Regions from separate parts of the Homo sapiens genome. Here region 2 is linked to region 1. A link is a loop called in an ENCODE intact Hi-C map of the cell type or tissue named here. Cell type or tissue: mammary epithelial cell. All regions are shown on one strand. Region 1 overlaps CERS6 (ceramide synthase 6). Region 2 overlaps CERS6 (ceramide synthase 6).

What was found. A loop is a pair of places that touch in the nucleus more often than their neighbours do. Peaks named below come from ENCODE experiments on the same cell type or tissue, not always from the same donor. Only the 100,000 strongest peaks of a DNase experiment are listed, where the experiment ranks them.
Region 2: it touches region 1 in a loop (2.5-fold over the local background); 3 of 110 quality-filtered maps call a loop at or near these places.

Annotation. Positions count from the first base shown.
Region 1 is chr2:168,755,121-168,763,120 of GRCh38, reverse strand. The region is part of intron 8 of CERS6 (ceramide synthase 6); the gene reads right to left. Among named protein-coding and RNA genes, the nearest start is that of CERS6-AS1, 27 kb to the left of the region's middle. In mammary epithelial cell, a CTCF peak has its summit at 3,716 (motif pointing right); no DNase peak of the experiment used is centred here.
Region 2 is chr2:168,610,960-168,618,959 of GRCh38, reverse strand. All of the region lies in intron 3 of CERS6 (ceramide synthase 6), which reads right to left. Among named protein-coding and RNA genes, the nearest start is that of MIR4774, 32 kb to the right of the region's middle. RefSeq lists an enhancer at 3,922-4,421. In mammary epithelial cell, a CTCF peak has its summit at 4,064 (motif pointing right); a DNase peak (open chromatin) is centred at 4,229; H3K27ac peaks cover 2,105 bases.

The DNA.
Region 1 (8,000 bases):
GAGGATTGCTTGAGCCCAGGAGTTTGAAACCAGCCCAGGCAACAGAGTGAGACCCTATCTCCATATAAATAAAATAAAAATTAACCATGTATGGTGGCACATGCCTGCAGTTCCAGCTGCTCAAAAGGCTGAGGCAGGAGGATCACTTGAGCAGGAGTTGCAGGTTACAGTGAAGCTATGATTGTGCCACTGCACTCCAGCCTGGGCGACAAGAGTGAGAGACCTTGTCTCAAAAAAATAAAGGAAAAAGGACAATGAAAAATAAAATAGACAAATAGGTTCTTCCCCACCCCCGATTTCTGCAACTCCTATTTATAGACTAGAATGAGACTAACAGTTTGTCTTCAACCCTGCCATAGTAGTTGTCTTTAAAGAGTAATACATAATACACATATGTTAAAATTCTAAAAACAATAGGATAGAGTTTAATGATTTGAATTTTACAAGTCATTAAAAGAATAATACCTCATGAAATAGTTGTATTCACTCTGGGGAAGGGGGAAAATATTAGGAAATCTATTAATATATTATATACATAGGCCAAATTGGTATAAATGGAATGATTTCAACAGCATCAAAGACATTTGGTAATGTTTAATTCCTCATTATTGATGTTTAACAATTAGAATACAAAGGACTTAGTATGATTTTTGTAACCCTTTCAAATCAGCATATTAATAAACACCAGAGTTACTTCCTTTAAAATCAGGAAAACCACGGAAAGCCAGTATAACCATTATTATTTAACACTATTCTGGAAGCTCCAGCCATTGAGCATGGCAGGGAGTCAGAGACTTAATTTCAAATACATAGACATAAAATATCTATAAGTATTTTAAAAACAGCAAACAACCAAAATGTCCCATAACAGGAAACATTAAAAATTAAAAAATTAGTTTTCATTCTTATTCCAGAAACTATTTTTTTTTGCATTTTAAAAATTTATTTACTATAATTTAAGTTCTGGGATACATATGCAGAATGTGCAGGTTTGTAACACAGGTATACATGTGCCATGGTGGTTTGCTGCACTCATTCACCCGTCATCCAGGTTTTAAGCCCCACATGTACTAGGTATTTGTCCTAATGCTCTCCTTCCTTTGCCCCTGACCCCCTGACAGGCCCCAGTGTGTGATGTTCCCCTCCCTGTGTCCCTGTGTTCTCATTGTTCAACTCCCACTTATGAGTGAGAACATGTGGTGCTTGGTTTTCCAGAAATTATTAATAAATATTTATTAATAAATACAAGTAATTTGTAAAAATGACTAAATTAGGATAATGCCTATATTCCTGCCTTGTTTATTATCCGAAGAAGCAGTTATCTCTTTAAACATCAGTTTGCAGGCCAGGGGGACAACAAGGCTCAACTCTGTGGTGGTGTGGGAGGACTCACACACCTTACACTTTTCTATCTCCAGCACCCTGCAAGACACCTGGAAGTAACATGCTGGCTAGACACGTTTGTTGATTGACCACGTGTTTGCTAATCCAACAATCCAATAAATATGAAGAAGAAAGCTCTGGAATAATAAGAATAATTTTATTTCAAAACTAGCTCTGCTTCTTGACATACTACACATATTGATATTCAGAGAAACTTTAGTTCCCTTTGAACAGAAAGAGGTTCTGTGTAAATAGCAACAATGACTGCATTATGCCATTCATTATAAGTTAACCTTTGCTGGATTATAGACTGAGAAGCTTTCTCGCCATTGTGATGCTAGGACTGATGCTACCGCTTGGCTTAATTTGAACAGGATGTCAGAACAGTCGTTGGCGACATGGCATTCACATTAATTTCTGAAACACTGCATCAGGATTTATAGGCTTTGCCATGACAATCAGTGGCACCTCTGATTACTTTTGAGATGCTGCTCAAAAGTAATGGGATTTTCTTTGAAAATCGACTTGGCTTCCTGTAGAGACACTTGAGAAAATACAATCAGTGCACCAAACGGATATATCTCTCAGTGAGAAGCATGGTAAGAAAAACAATATAGTAGGAATTTATACTAGGGAACAGAGAGAACATATGACACCTGGACTCTAATAAACAGTAAACCCGGCCGGGCGCGGTGGCTCACGCCTATAATCCCAGCACTTTGGGAGGCCGAGGCGGGCGGATCACGAGGTCAGGAGATCGAGACCATCCTGGCTAACACAGTGAAACCCCGTCTCTACTAAAAACACACAAAAAATTAGCCGGGCGTGGTGGCGGGCGCCTGTAGTCCCAGCTACGCGGGAGGCTGAGGCAGGAGAATGGCGTGAACCCGGGAGGCGGAGCTTGCAGTGAGCCGAGATCGCGCCACTGCACTCCAGCCTGGGCGACAGAGCAAGACTCCGTCTCAAAAAAATAAATAAATAAATAAATAAATAAATAAACAAACAGTAAACCCAGGAAAGAGCCTTTGTTTGGCCCAAGAATGTTACAATTGAGGAAACTGTTCTTTTTTTGGGCAAACTATTAAAATGGTGACTATAGAATCTTATTTCTGGGAGGTACTTCAGGAGTATGTACTTTAATGATGCCATCATGAACCTATGGTGACAGAGTTCAGGACAGTGGTTGTGATAGTTAATACTGAGTGTCAACTTGATTGGATTGAAGGATGCAAAGTATTTATCCTGGGTCTGTGAGGGTATTGCCAAAGGAGATTAACATTTGACAGCGGGCTGAGGAAGGCTGACCCACCCTTAATCTGGTGGGCACAATCTAATCAGCTGCCGGCAAATATAAAGCAGGCAGAAACATGGGAAACGCGAGACTGGCCTAGTCTCCCAGCCCACATCTTTCTCCCGTGCTGGATGCTTCTTGTCCTCAAACATCAGACTCCGAGTTCTTCAGTTTTGAGACTCGGACTGGCTCTCCTTGCTCCTCAAGCTTGCAGCCAGCCTACTGTGGGACCTTGTGATCGTGTAAGTTAATACTTAATAAACTCCTGTATATACCTCCTATTAGTTCTGTCTCTCTAGGGAATCCTGACTAATACAGTGGTTGTCTTTGAGGGAGGACTGACTGGGGTTGGGGGGATCTGAGGGAGGCTGGACACTTCTGTATCTTGATCTGGGTGATGATCACGTGGGTTATACATACATACAAATTTATCGAGCCATATACTAAAGATTTTTTGCACTATATTGTATATAGGAATTATACGCCAATAAAATAAAATGGAAGACAGTACCCTGTGGGCCAAACAAAACACATATGTACAAAAAAAAACACACACAACGTACAGCTTTTGGCTTTAATAATTACTATAATATCAGGGTTCTCCTTAGATGCTTAGATGCAAAGGGGTATGGCCTTAAGTATCTTATTTAAGACTACTTTGTTTTTGCTTCACAAAAACAGTTGTAAACTGTTCTGCATAAATGTGTTTATCCCCCACACACATAATAAAGAACTGTATAATAGTTCTATGATAATCAAAGTTAAGATAAAGAACCCATAAAAGGTAAGAATGAGCTAAAGTAAGTACAGGGCATGGCCAAATTAAATCTTATGATTCATTAAAATCACCCACCAAGGCTAAGCAATTGGGGTGGTCACAGATGAATTTGTATTCAACCTATGGCTTCTAAGAAAATAAATTCTTTTCTTTCCAAATAATAGCATCGAACCTCTACTGTTGTCTAATGGAGAGTATAGAGGCAGAAGGGACCTGAGACCATTTTTCTTTTCATTCATGTTAGGCTCACTTAACCACTAGATGGCATATCATGCATGAACAGTACATACTCACGCGGGTTTGTTCTGCCCAAACCTTTTGCCAAGGGTGAGTCCCAGTACAGAAAACACTTGATCTACAGGTTATACCCCTCATTCTAAAAATCCCATCAAATGAATGGGCATCCCATCAAATGAATGAAGAGGCATCAGTCTGACCTTTTTTCATCCTGCATTTGACAGAAATGCACCTACAGGGCAAAGCTGTGCTCCATGCATTTCACTGCTGATGCCCTGATACACCTGTGACCACCCCAATATCTTAGCCTTGGTGGGTGATTTTAATGAATCTAAGATTTAATTTGGCCATGCCCTGTAGTTACTTCAGCTCATTCTTATCTTTTATGGGTTCTTCATCTTAACTTTGATCATCATAGACATAAGGGATATGTGTGTGTGGGATGCATACATTCATGCAGAACAGTTCACAATCTTTTTTTTTGTGAGGCAAACACAAGGGAGTCTTAAAGAAGATACTTAAGGCCGTACCGATTCGCATTCTAAGCATCACTGTGACTTAAAGCATTATGCTTTACCCTGCAACCTGAGGACTGCAGTCTCATAATGTCACAGAGCGCAGTGTAAAAAGACCTTCACTGGCATCTTACTCCAAAAAACCTACCTCCAATGCTCAATTTCCCCATTCTCATGCGACTTCCAAGTAAGAGTTTAAATCCATTCTCCGTAATATGTAAAATTAGATGAACATTCTTTCAGACCTGTACATCTTAAATACTCCAGTGACATATAGGCAGCAGCACATAATGGTAATAAGACGATAACAATGGCCCAGGTGATCTTACCGTATGAATGGGTTACAGGTGCATGTTTTTGATGATACCATGGCCCTTGGCCATGTCAAGTAACCGCAAATTTGCCTCCGCCGCTCCTCCCCTACCTTAACCAAAGAGTTCTATCTGAGCCTTGGGTTGTATGTTTTTGGAATGATCTCTAAAAAAACCCACAATAATAATTAGACCCAAGTCAAATATCCAGAGCCAAGATTTCTTCTCTAAGGAACAGAGTCAGGGCTTCACTTTAAGGAGTGCTACAGAATGTCAGTGACGATACCTTGAAAAGTAAAATGAACTTTGTGGTCAAAATTAGGGTGTGGTTTACTTCAGAGCTTTTGAATGGTCTTGACTTTGCTTTCCCAGACAGACCTCAGTGTATTTCATGATGTGCGTTTCTCTGGCATGGATGTTCATTTGACCTACACAAAACATAAATGAAAGTAGATTCTACCTAAGATGACTAATCTGCTAGCACGTTTTGTCCATTTTAAAGTAGATGCTGATAGAAATGCATTTAAAATTCACTCCGAACAAAAAAAGTGGGCATTTAAAACCTGAAAGTCGGGTAATTAAGTCATGATTACAAGCAACCCTCGTTGTGCTGGTTTTCCTAAGGTAATAAAAGCTCCAGGCTTAAATAACATCTTGGTCAACATCAAGGCTATTACAAGGCTGAGAACGATGTTTCCAATTTCCTTCCTTTTAACAAGACTGCACCCCGGCTGTAGCTTACATTCTCCACAATACTGGTGTTGATATCAAGTTCCCAGTTTTGGGAGGACAGCTTCTGGGTAGCTTGCGGCATGGGTGCCTAATTATTAGTCACTAATCTATTAATCTGTAGCAAACATGGAAGTTACTATTTTCTTAATTTTTTTGTAGAGACAGGGTCTCACTAAGTTGCCCAGGCTGGTCTTGCACTCCTGAGCTCAAGTGATTCTCCCACCTTGGCCTCCTAAAGTGTTGGGATTACAGGCATGAGCCACCATGCCTGGCCAGAAGTCATTTCTTTATCCCTGGACAGGAATCTGAACTTGAACATGGACAAATAATCTCTCTTTCATTTAGCAGTGCACGTTATAGTTCTATCTGTATTCTTAGCCAACAGGACATGGGGCCAGTGAATTTATTTTTACTTTTAGGTCATAGCCAGGCCAGACTTAGGAACTGGTCTCTTATCACAGGAAGTTTGTAATTGGTGACTTCCTGGCTGGGGCAGATGTTTTTTTTTTTTTTTTTCCTCCAAAAGTAGTTGCTGCCCTATTTGCTGTATGTCTGCCTGCATTCTTAATTCTGCCACTGCCTGGTCTACTTACCTACGCTCCTGACCTCCCAATCTGAGTCCTTCCAGGCAAGGCTGTGTCCTTCGGGATGTATCCTGATTCCAACATGCTTGTTTTCAGCCCTCTAGTTAGCTCTTTGTTGCCTATGTGTACATAAGAGAGACTTTTGCTTGGTTCTCTATAACGTCTCTTCCTTGAGTAATTACTACGTGTTAAGCACTGTGCCAAATATGTTACATATATTGCTTCATTTTGCCCATTCAACATCTCTGTAAGATCCTCATATAGCAACATTAATACTAGTTAATACTTATTGAACATTAACTATGTGTTAGGAACTGCGCTTAGGTTTTGTATGTTAACTCATTTAATTCTCATGAAATAAAGCCTATGGGATAACTTCTATTTCTTTTTTTTCCACAGTGTGTCCTGTTATTATCCCTATTTTTCATATGAGGACATGGAAGCACAGGGATGTAAATAACATTCCCCAAGTCAGATCGCGTTGGTGGGGGACACTGAGACTTGAAGCTACCTGTCTGCTGGTCTAGGCTGTCAGGCTCTCCCATCCCTTTCTCCGTTCTTCACCCAGGCTTATGCTCAGAGCCGATCCGTCCCCACATTATGATGGAGGACACACATCAATATCTCTGTTCAGCATTTCTGCAGATCTTTCCCTTTGGCCTGTAATTCCCTGCAATGTGTTATCCCTTGGGCTCATAAGCTGGTTTCTGGTAGCCATATGCCAGGCCCTGCCTGCTTAAATAACCCATTTGGTTTTATTTATGTGGTTTCCCCACTTTGGCCCACCCCACTTGACCCTTAAATCCCAACAGAATTGTCTCCATTACTGAAAATTATATAATTCCTTTCATTACTACTTTGTCATGTACACAAAATATTCAAGACACAAAACCAAAGATCTTTTTAAATTCAACTGGGAAATGGGAGTGCCAGCCCTGTGCCCTTTTCTTTGCTTTTCTCTTTGAAAGGACTGAGGCAGATGTGTATCTCTAAATATCCCCTACTTTAAGAAAAGGATAGATAAGGCTGACTCCTGCTAGGCAGGTAGAAACCTAAGAAAGACTGAGATTCCAGGGACTTACTTTTCCAGTTTTCTAAAAGAGTATAAAACCAGCCTCCCATCCTCATAGAGGCAGGATGGCAGAAATGGCTCTGAAACCTCCCTACATTTGTGTGCTCCTCCCTGAAGGGCTAGGTTTGCTCATTTCCATTGTAGGATCACTCCTAGCAAGGCCAATGGCAGGCCAAGTGCTCCTGGGCCCAAGTGGGGAATGCTGTCAGATTACCATGGGCTTCCTTACCTTTTTCTCCTTTTCCCCTTCCCTTAGAGATTTCAATGGTATGTTTTGCAGAGGTGAGAAAAACAGAGACCAAACACATACCAATGTGAGGCTCTGGTTGTGAGATTGTTTTAGCTTCAAAGTTTCTGGGTCTAATCAATTAACTCAGTTAAAGTAGAAAATCTTGGTCATTCTGATAATTCACTGAACTCATCTCTGAGGGACTCCACTGACAAGTAGAGAGGGAATTGCTAGCTGCCTGGCAGAAGGAGCCTGTTTACAGGATGGCTATTTACAGCAGAAACACAGAAAGGCTGCTATAGTTACCTGCTTCTTGGGAATAGCTTCCATTTTGGCTTCCTATTTGGGTAGTTGCTGAGGCTGGGACAATTTGTATTTTCTCATTTTAACAATTTAAATAGCAACCTATGGGTGGGATAGGTTCTTAAGCCAGAGGGGCCTGCAGTGGGGTGGGGGCATGGTTATTGCACTGATCACAGCCCACAGGAGTGATGTGGTTTTGCACATTCCCTAGAGAAGGAAATGAGGCACACAGTATCCATCTTTATGCCTCCATGCTGAGAGTCACACACATGGAGATTTAAAATGAGGATCCCTAGAGATGACTAGAAAGCATGAGTAAAATATGTTCCTAACTAGTCCATTGAAGCATTTAAGAGAGCTAGAGCCATAGTAATATTTCCTTCTGTTTGGAAGATGTTCAAAGACTTCATGTTTATTAGATTCAGTCTCATTATTAACTGTAAAGTTAGCAGATCAGATACAATATCAACTTTTTGGTCAGGAGACCAAGATCCTAAAACAGTATTTAATTATCCAAGGTCACAAGACAGAGGTTTTGTTGTTTCTAACCAAAACATATTATCTT
Region 2 (8,000 bases), 140 kb after region 1:
TTGAAGCCTCCAGATTTGTTCTTTTGCATAGTCTTGCTTTGGCTATGTAGGCTCTTTTTTGGTTCCATATAAATTTTAGGATTGCTTTTCTAGTTCTGTTAAGAATGATGGTAGTATTTTGATGGAAATTGCACTGAATTTGTAGATTGCTTTTGGCAGTATGGTCATTTTCACAATATTTATTCTACCCACCCATGAGCATGAGATGTGTTTCCATTTGCTTATGTCATCTATGATTTACTTCAGCAGTGTTTTGCAGTTTTCCTTGTAGAGGTCTTTCACCTTCTTGGTTAGATATATTCCTAAGTATTTTATTCTTTTTGCAGCTACTGTAAAAGGGGTTGATTTCTTCATTTGATTCTCCACTTGGTCGCTGTTGGTGTATACGAGAGTTACTGACTTGTGTACATTAATTTTGTATCCAGAAGCTTTGCTGAATTTTTTATCAGTTCTAGGAGCTTTTTGGAGGAGTCTTTAGGGTTTTCCAGGTATATAATCATATCATCAGCAAACAGCCACAGTTTGACTTCCTTGTGACTGATTTGGATGCCTTTTATTTCTTTCTCTTGTCTGATGGCTCTGGCTTGGATTCCAGTACTATGTTGAAGAGAAGTGGTGAAAGTGGGCATCCTTGCCTTGTTCCTGTTTTCAGAGGGAATGCTTTCAACTTTTCCCCATTCAGTATTATTTTGGCTCTGGGTTTATCATAGATGGCTTTTCTTACATTCAGGTATGTCTGCTGAATGCCAATTTTGCTAAGGGTTTTAAACATAAAGCCATGCTGGATTTTGTCAAATGCTTTTTCTTGGTCTATTGAGATGATCGTGTGATTTTTGTTTTTATTCTGTTTATGTGTTGTATCACATTTATTGACTGATGTATGTTAAACCACTCCTGTATCCCTGGTATGAAACTCACTTGATTATGCTGGATTATCTTTTTGACATGTTGTTGGATTTGGTTAGCTAGTACTTTGTTAAGGATTTTTGCATGTATGTTCATCAGGGATATTGGTCTGTAGTTTTCTTTTTTGGTTATGTCCTTTCTTGGTTTTGGTATTAGGGTGACACTGGCTTCACAGAATGATTTAGGGAGAATTCCTTCTTTCTCTACCTTGTGGAATAGAGTCAATAGGATTGGTACCAATCGTACTTTGAATGTCTGGTAGAATTCAGCTGTGAATCCATCTGGTCTTGGACTTTTTTTTGTTGCTAAGCTTTTAATTACCATTTGAATCTCACTGCTTGTTATTGGTCCGTTCAGGGTGTCTAATTCTTCCTGATTTAAGCTAGGAGGGTTGTATCTTTCCAGGAATTTATCTATCTCCTCTAGGTTTTCTGGTTTACGGGTGTAGAGGTGTTTATAGTAGCCTTGAATGATCTTTTGTATTTCTGTAGTGTCAGTTGTAATACCTCCTGTTTCATTTCTAATTGAACTTATTTGGATTTTCTCTCTTCCTTTCTTGGTTAATCTTGCTAATGGTCTATTAATTTTCTTTATCTTTCCAAATAACCAACATTTTATTTCATTTATCTTTTGCAATTTTTTTTGTTTCAATTTCATTTAGTTCTGCTCTGATTCTGGTTATTTCCTTTCTTCTGCTGGGTTTGGGTTTGGTTTGTTCTTGCTACTCCAGTTCCTTGAAGTGTGATCTCAGAATGTCCGTGTGTGCTCTTTCAGACTTTTTGATGTAGGCATTTAGGGCTATGAACCTTCCTCTTAGCACCACCTTTGCTGTATCCCAGAGGTTTTGACAGGTTGAGCCACTATTGTCATTCAGTTTGAAGAATTTTTAAATTTCCGTCTTGATTTCATTTCTGACCCAATGATCATTCAGGAGCAGGTTATTTAATATCCATGTATTTGCATGGTTTTGAAGGTTCCTTTTGGAGTTGATTTCCACTTTTATTCTGCTGTGGTCTCAGAGAATGTTTGATATAATTTCAATTTCCTTAAATTTATTGAGACTTTTGTGGCCTATCATATGGTCTGTCTTGGAGAAGGTTCCATGTGCTGATGAATCAAATGCATATTCTGTGGTTGTTGGGTAGCATGTTGTGTAAATATCTATTAAGTCCATTTGTTCCAGGGTATAGTAAAAATACATTGTTTCTTTGTTGACTTTCTGTCTTGATGACCTGTCTAATGCTGTCAGTGAAGTACTGAAGTCCCCACTATTACTGTGTTGCCATCTATCTCGTTTCTTAGGTCTAGTAGTAACTGTTTATAAATTTGGGAGCTCCAGTGTAAGGTGCATAAATATTTAGAATTGTGACATTTTCCTGTTGGACAAGGCCTTTTATCATTATATAATGTTCCTCTTTGTCTTTTTTAACTGCTGTTGCTTTAAAGTTTGTTTTGTCTAATATAAGAATAGCTACTCCTGCTCGCTTTTGGTGTCCATTTGCATGGAAAGTCTTTTTCCACTCCTTTACCTTAAGTTTATGTGAGTCCTTATGTATTAGGTAAGTCTCTTGAAGGCAGCAATAGTTGGTTGGTGAATTCTTCTCCATTCTGCCATTCCGTATCTTTTAAGTGGAGCACTTAGGCCATTTACATTCAATGTTAGTATTGAGATGTGAGGTACTATTGCATTCATTATGCTATTTATTGCCTGTATACCTTGGATTTTTATTTTTTTTTCCTAAATTGTATTTTTGTTTTATAGATCCTGTGAGATTTATGCTTTAAAGAGGTTCTGTTTTGATGTGTTTCCAGAATTTGTTTCAAAATTTAGAGCTCCTTTTAGCAGTTCCTGAAGTGCTGGCTTGGTAATGGCAAATTCTCTCAGGATTTGTTTGACCGAAAAAGACTGTATCTTTCCTTCATTTGTGAAGCTTAGTTTCACTGGATACAAAACTTTCGGCTGATAATTGTTTTGTTTGAGGAAGCTGAAGATAGGTCTCCAATCCCTTCTAGCTTGTAGGATTTCTGCTGAGAAATCTGCCGTAAATCTGATAGGTTTTCCTTTATAGGTTACCTGGTGCTTTTGCCTCACAGCTCTTAAGATTCTTTCCCTCGTCTTAACTTTAGACTACCTGATGACAGTGTGCCTAGGCGATGATCTTTTTGTGATGAATTTCCCAGATGTTCTTTGTGTGTCTTGTATTTGGATGTCTACGGCTCTAGCAAGGCCAAGGAAGTTTTCCTCGATTATTCTCCCCAATATGTTTTCCAAACTTTTAGATTTCTCTTCTTCCTCAGGAACACCGATTATTCTTAGGTTTGGTCATTTAATGTAATCCCAGATTTCTGGGAGGCTTTGCTCATTTTTTCTTAGTCTTTTTTCTTTGTCTTTGTTGGACTGTGTTAATTCAAAAACCTGTCTTCAAGCTCTGACACTCTTTTTTCTGCTTGTTCGACTCTATTGCTGAGACTTTCCAGAGCATTTTGCATTTCTTTCGTGCATCCAGTATTTCCTAAAGTTTTTATTGTATTTTATTTATGCTGTCTATTTCACTAAAGATTTCTTCCCTCATTTCTTCTATCATTTTTTTTTTATTTCGTTAAATTGGACTTCACCTTTCTCTGGTGCCTCCTTGATTAGCTTAATTACTGACTTTCTGGATTCTTTTTCAGGTCAATCAGGGATTTCTTCTTGGTTTGGATCCATTGCTGGTGAGCTGGTGTGATTTTTCGGGGGTGTTAAAGAAACTTGTTTTGTCATATTTCCAGAATTGTTTTTCTGGTTCCTTCTCATTTGAGTGGGCTATGTCAGGGGGAAGATGTGGGGTTCAAGGCTGCTGTTCAGATTCTTTGTCCCATGAGGTGTTCCCTTGATGTAGTACTCTCCCTCTTTTCCTAGGGATGTGGCTTCCTGAGAGCCAAGTTGTAGTGACTGTCATCTCTCTTGTGGATCTAGCCACCCAGCAGGTCTACCAGGCTCTGGGCTGGTGCTGGGGGTTGTCTACACTGGGTCCTGTGATGTGAACCATCTGCAGATTTCTCAGCTATGGGTACCAGCTCCAGAGGAGGTGGCAGGGGGGGTGAAATGGACTCTGTGAGGTTCCTTAAGTTTTGGTTGTTTAATGAACTATTTTGTGCTGATTGGCCTCCTACCAGGAGGTGGCGCTTTGAAGAGAGCATCAGCTGTGGTAATATAGGGAGCATCAGGCAGTGGATGGGGACCTAGAACTCCCAAGAGTATATGCCTCTTGTCTTCAGCTACTAGAGTGAGCCAGGAAGGACCATCAGGTTGGGGCAAGGCTAGGCACGTCTGAGCTCTGACTCTCCTTGGGCAGGAGTTGCTGCAGCTGCTATGGGGGATGGGGGTGTGGTTCCCAGGCCAATGGAGTTATGTTCCCAGGAAGATTATGGCTGCCTCTGCTGTGTCATGCAGGTTGGTCAGGGAAGTGGGGGAAAGCCAGCAATTACAGGCATCACCCAGCTTCCACACAACCCAAAAGGCCACTGTCACTCCCACCATGCACCCCACAACAGCACCAAGTTTGTTTCCAGGCAGTGGGCAAGCAGGGCTGAGAACTTGCCCCAGGCTACCAGCCTCCCAGCTGTGAAAGCCAGCTGGGCTCTTTCAATTGCCCTGACATACCAGTCACACAATGCAGACATTTAAAATCATGCCTCATCTCCTGGAGTTTTAAGTTGTTTGTAAAGAAAATACAAGTATGTGTAGACACAGATGTTTATACATGTGTATATGTTCACACATATGCATATGTATATTATGAAAATATGTGTATACACATACGTTTGTATGCACATATGTATGAAAGTTAAATCCATGTATGTCAAGGATCTCCCATCCAATTGAAAACAAATGTAGTTGCACAGACTTCTGACCAATAATTTGTATTTTCTATTTGAGAAGATGCTCTTGTTCCTTCCTCACTCAGTGAAGGGGCCATAATCAGCCTAACAATCTGTCAATGCTTACATTTTTCCAATAAATGCCAGTGAACTTGCACTCCTGCATAAGAAAATAAGCCATTTCACAAAATCCAACCCCATTACAATGCACACAATGAAGTTCTTAGCTGACTGGCTGATGCCATATGAGCTGCATGCTGATTGCAAGAGTTGTGAGTTGCTCACACATCAGCTATATTCATACTGCAGCACCTCATGTTCTAAATAACAAGGGCCCTTTTTTCACTAAGAGCATGGGAAGACAGTGAGACTGAGCTGCCCACTTGAACCGAGCATCATGATTTCTGGTCCTAGCCACTATTACATGGTATTACATATTGACTGTAAAGCTATACTTAGAAAATGAGCAGCATGAAACAATGGGTGAACATGAGATCATGAGGTTGCCAAGCAGGAAACACTGTAGCAACAGTGTTTACACCTATGATACTCACAGGGTGATCCTGGGCAAGTTTAAGTGTCTCTTCTGGAGAAACAATCAGACCGTTAAGTTCTCTTGAACTCTTATATTTTGAGTCCAAGTCCTATATTAATTAAGTCTTGTATCTTGATCCTGCAATATTTGACACAACTGGCCATTCCACCTTGTTTGGATCACTGCTGCTGTGCTCATTCCCTTTCTGTCCCAACCCTCTGCTTCTCTTGCCTTGTGCACAGACCACCCTTGGTCTGTCAATGCCAGTGACACCTGGGGTTCCATCCTCAGCCTTCTTTTCACACCACGTGCTCCTGCTAGGTGAACTCACCCACTCCCTGTATGCTGGGCAATCACTGCCTCTAACCATCTCTATATCCCTGGACACCCAATGTCATTTGGACACCCAAACGTCGGCACCTGAGGCTCAAAATCCAAAAACAAACAAAACATATTATCTTTCTCCCAGGAATCCACTGTTTCTTCCTTCCATCTCTGTCAAGGACACTATTATTCACTCAATGTCCCAGGTCCTTGAGTCTTCCTTCGCCTTCAACCCCCCTTTATCCCAGGCATCAAACCTCAAAGTTCTGCATTGGAAATATCCGTTTCATTTACTTCCTTTGCTCCATTCCCTCAGTCTCTTCCCCAGCCCAACACACCTAGTCTTTACCTTTCTTCAAGAGGTAGGCTGGCATTAGCTGAGTGCCACAGCCAGACCTGTAAGCCAGGCTGTCAATTGATTAATCATGACAGAGCAGTCACAAAGTCCAGACTATTTGCTTTGACATGAATGAGAGTTACTCCTCCTGCAGAAAAATCTACACAGGAGGTTGCTTGCAAAACACAGAAAAAGAACAAGAGGAGTTTGAGATCTTAAGAAGTGCTGTTCAGACAGATGGCCTAAGGCACTGTCACCAAAGAGCAATTCTTACATATCCAGAGGCCAACACTCCTAATCCCCCAGTGCTTTAATATTCTCAGCCAACCTGAAACTCAAAATCTCTGCAATAGGCAACCCATATGATGTCTCTGTGCCTCCACCCTTTTCTTAGTTGGGTAAAGCTAATCAACTGTTGCTCTGGCCTAGCCTGGGATAACCTCTTTAGGGAGACTAGATAAATCTCATTCTTGTTTCACCATATGTGAATTAAACAAAACAACACAAAAAAGCCTTAACCCTGAGTTTTCTTCTTCGTCCATCTCAACCTTTCATGATCCTCCTGCGGTTTTCTCTGGTCTCCACCTCCCAAGAAGTGTTTATCCCCATAAGATATTGTTCTAACATTAAGACAACATATGTTATTAGTCATCCTTTAAGTGACCAACAATCAGTTGGAAATTTTCAACTCTGAGTGAAAGATCTGTGTCTTAAATCTTCTACGTAGGACTGGCTCTCAGGAAGCTATGTTCACTCAGCCTGGGCATGAAGACTTCCTCCACAATTTCACACAGTCTGTTTGATCCTGGGCACTCCCTATGCCTCTTTCTCATCTGCAAAATGAAAATAAAACCACCTACATCAAAGGGTTAGAATGAGGATTAAATGAGGCAATACTTGTAAAGTATGTAGAACAGCATTCAACACATGGCAAGGGCTCCATAACTCTTAACTATCATTACTATTTTTATATAGCTGGCTTATGACGTACACCCAATAAATGACTTCAAGTTTCATGAGTATGGGCCAGTGCCAATGGCTAGACAAACTACCAACTACAATATGACTCTAGGACAGACATCTCCTATTAGATTTGAAGAAGACACAAGTGTAGAATGAAGGAGGGCTTCATTCTTACAAAGTGGTTAAGCAGTACGTCACGTAAATGAGAGACTCTGTGTTGCTTTTTTGTTAAATTTATGTGTCAGGATTTGGCTGACTTCTTACTTTTCCCTTGTTTGCATTTTTAAAGTTATTTAATGTTTAATATTATAAAACCACTTGAGATTGCTACTAACTAAATCTGTACTTTGTACAAGCAGCTCTGAAAATGTTAAGTGTAAAATTTAGTAGGGCTGGAAAGTGAAAAGTACAGCAGTGAATTTCCATGGCAATGTGGTGTTATAAATAAGACATGATACACGGATAAATCGACCAATGAAGATGTACAGATGAACAAAGTAAGTATGTTTATTCATGGGTTTTAAAATCTTTTTGTATTCTGGTATTTTATAGCCACAAAATTAAATAATCTAACCTTCAAAGTCATCATGTAAGACCTTTAAACTGAGTCTCTAAACAAAAGTTGCAAACTTAAATCTCTACAGGGTCTAGGCAGGTTAAGGCAATTGAGGAGCTGGTTAAACTTGGCTCTCAGAGTACTGAGATGAATGGTTATTGGCACACAGTTTCTATGCTGATAATGCTGGGGAATGTGGCTATTTCAATACCCCACTGAAATAAGGGCTGGTCAAATGTCAAGAAAGAATGCAAACTCAAGTGTTGTCAGATTTTCCCCATTTTTTCACAGAAAGCTGAAAATCTGATGTTTTATAAGACATCAGACTTTTTAGATGCTGGTGATTAATCCTATTAAAAATAAAAATCAGGCCAGGCACACTGGCTCATGTCTGTAATCCCAGTACTTTGAGAGGCTGAGGTGGGCATATCACCTGAGGTCAGGAGTTCGAGACCAGCCTGGCCAACATGGTGAAACCTCGTCTCTACTAAAAATACAAAAAATTAGCCAGGTATGGT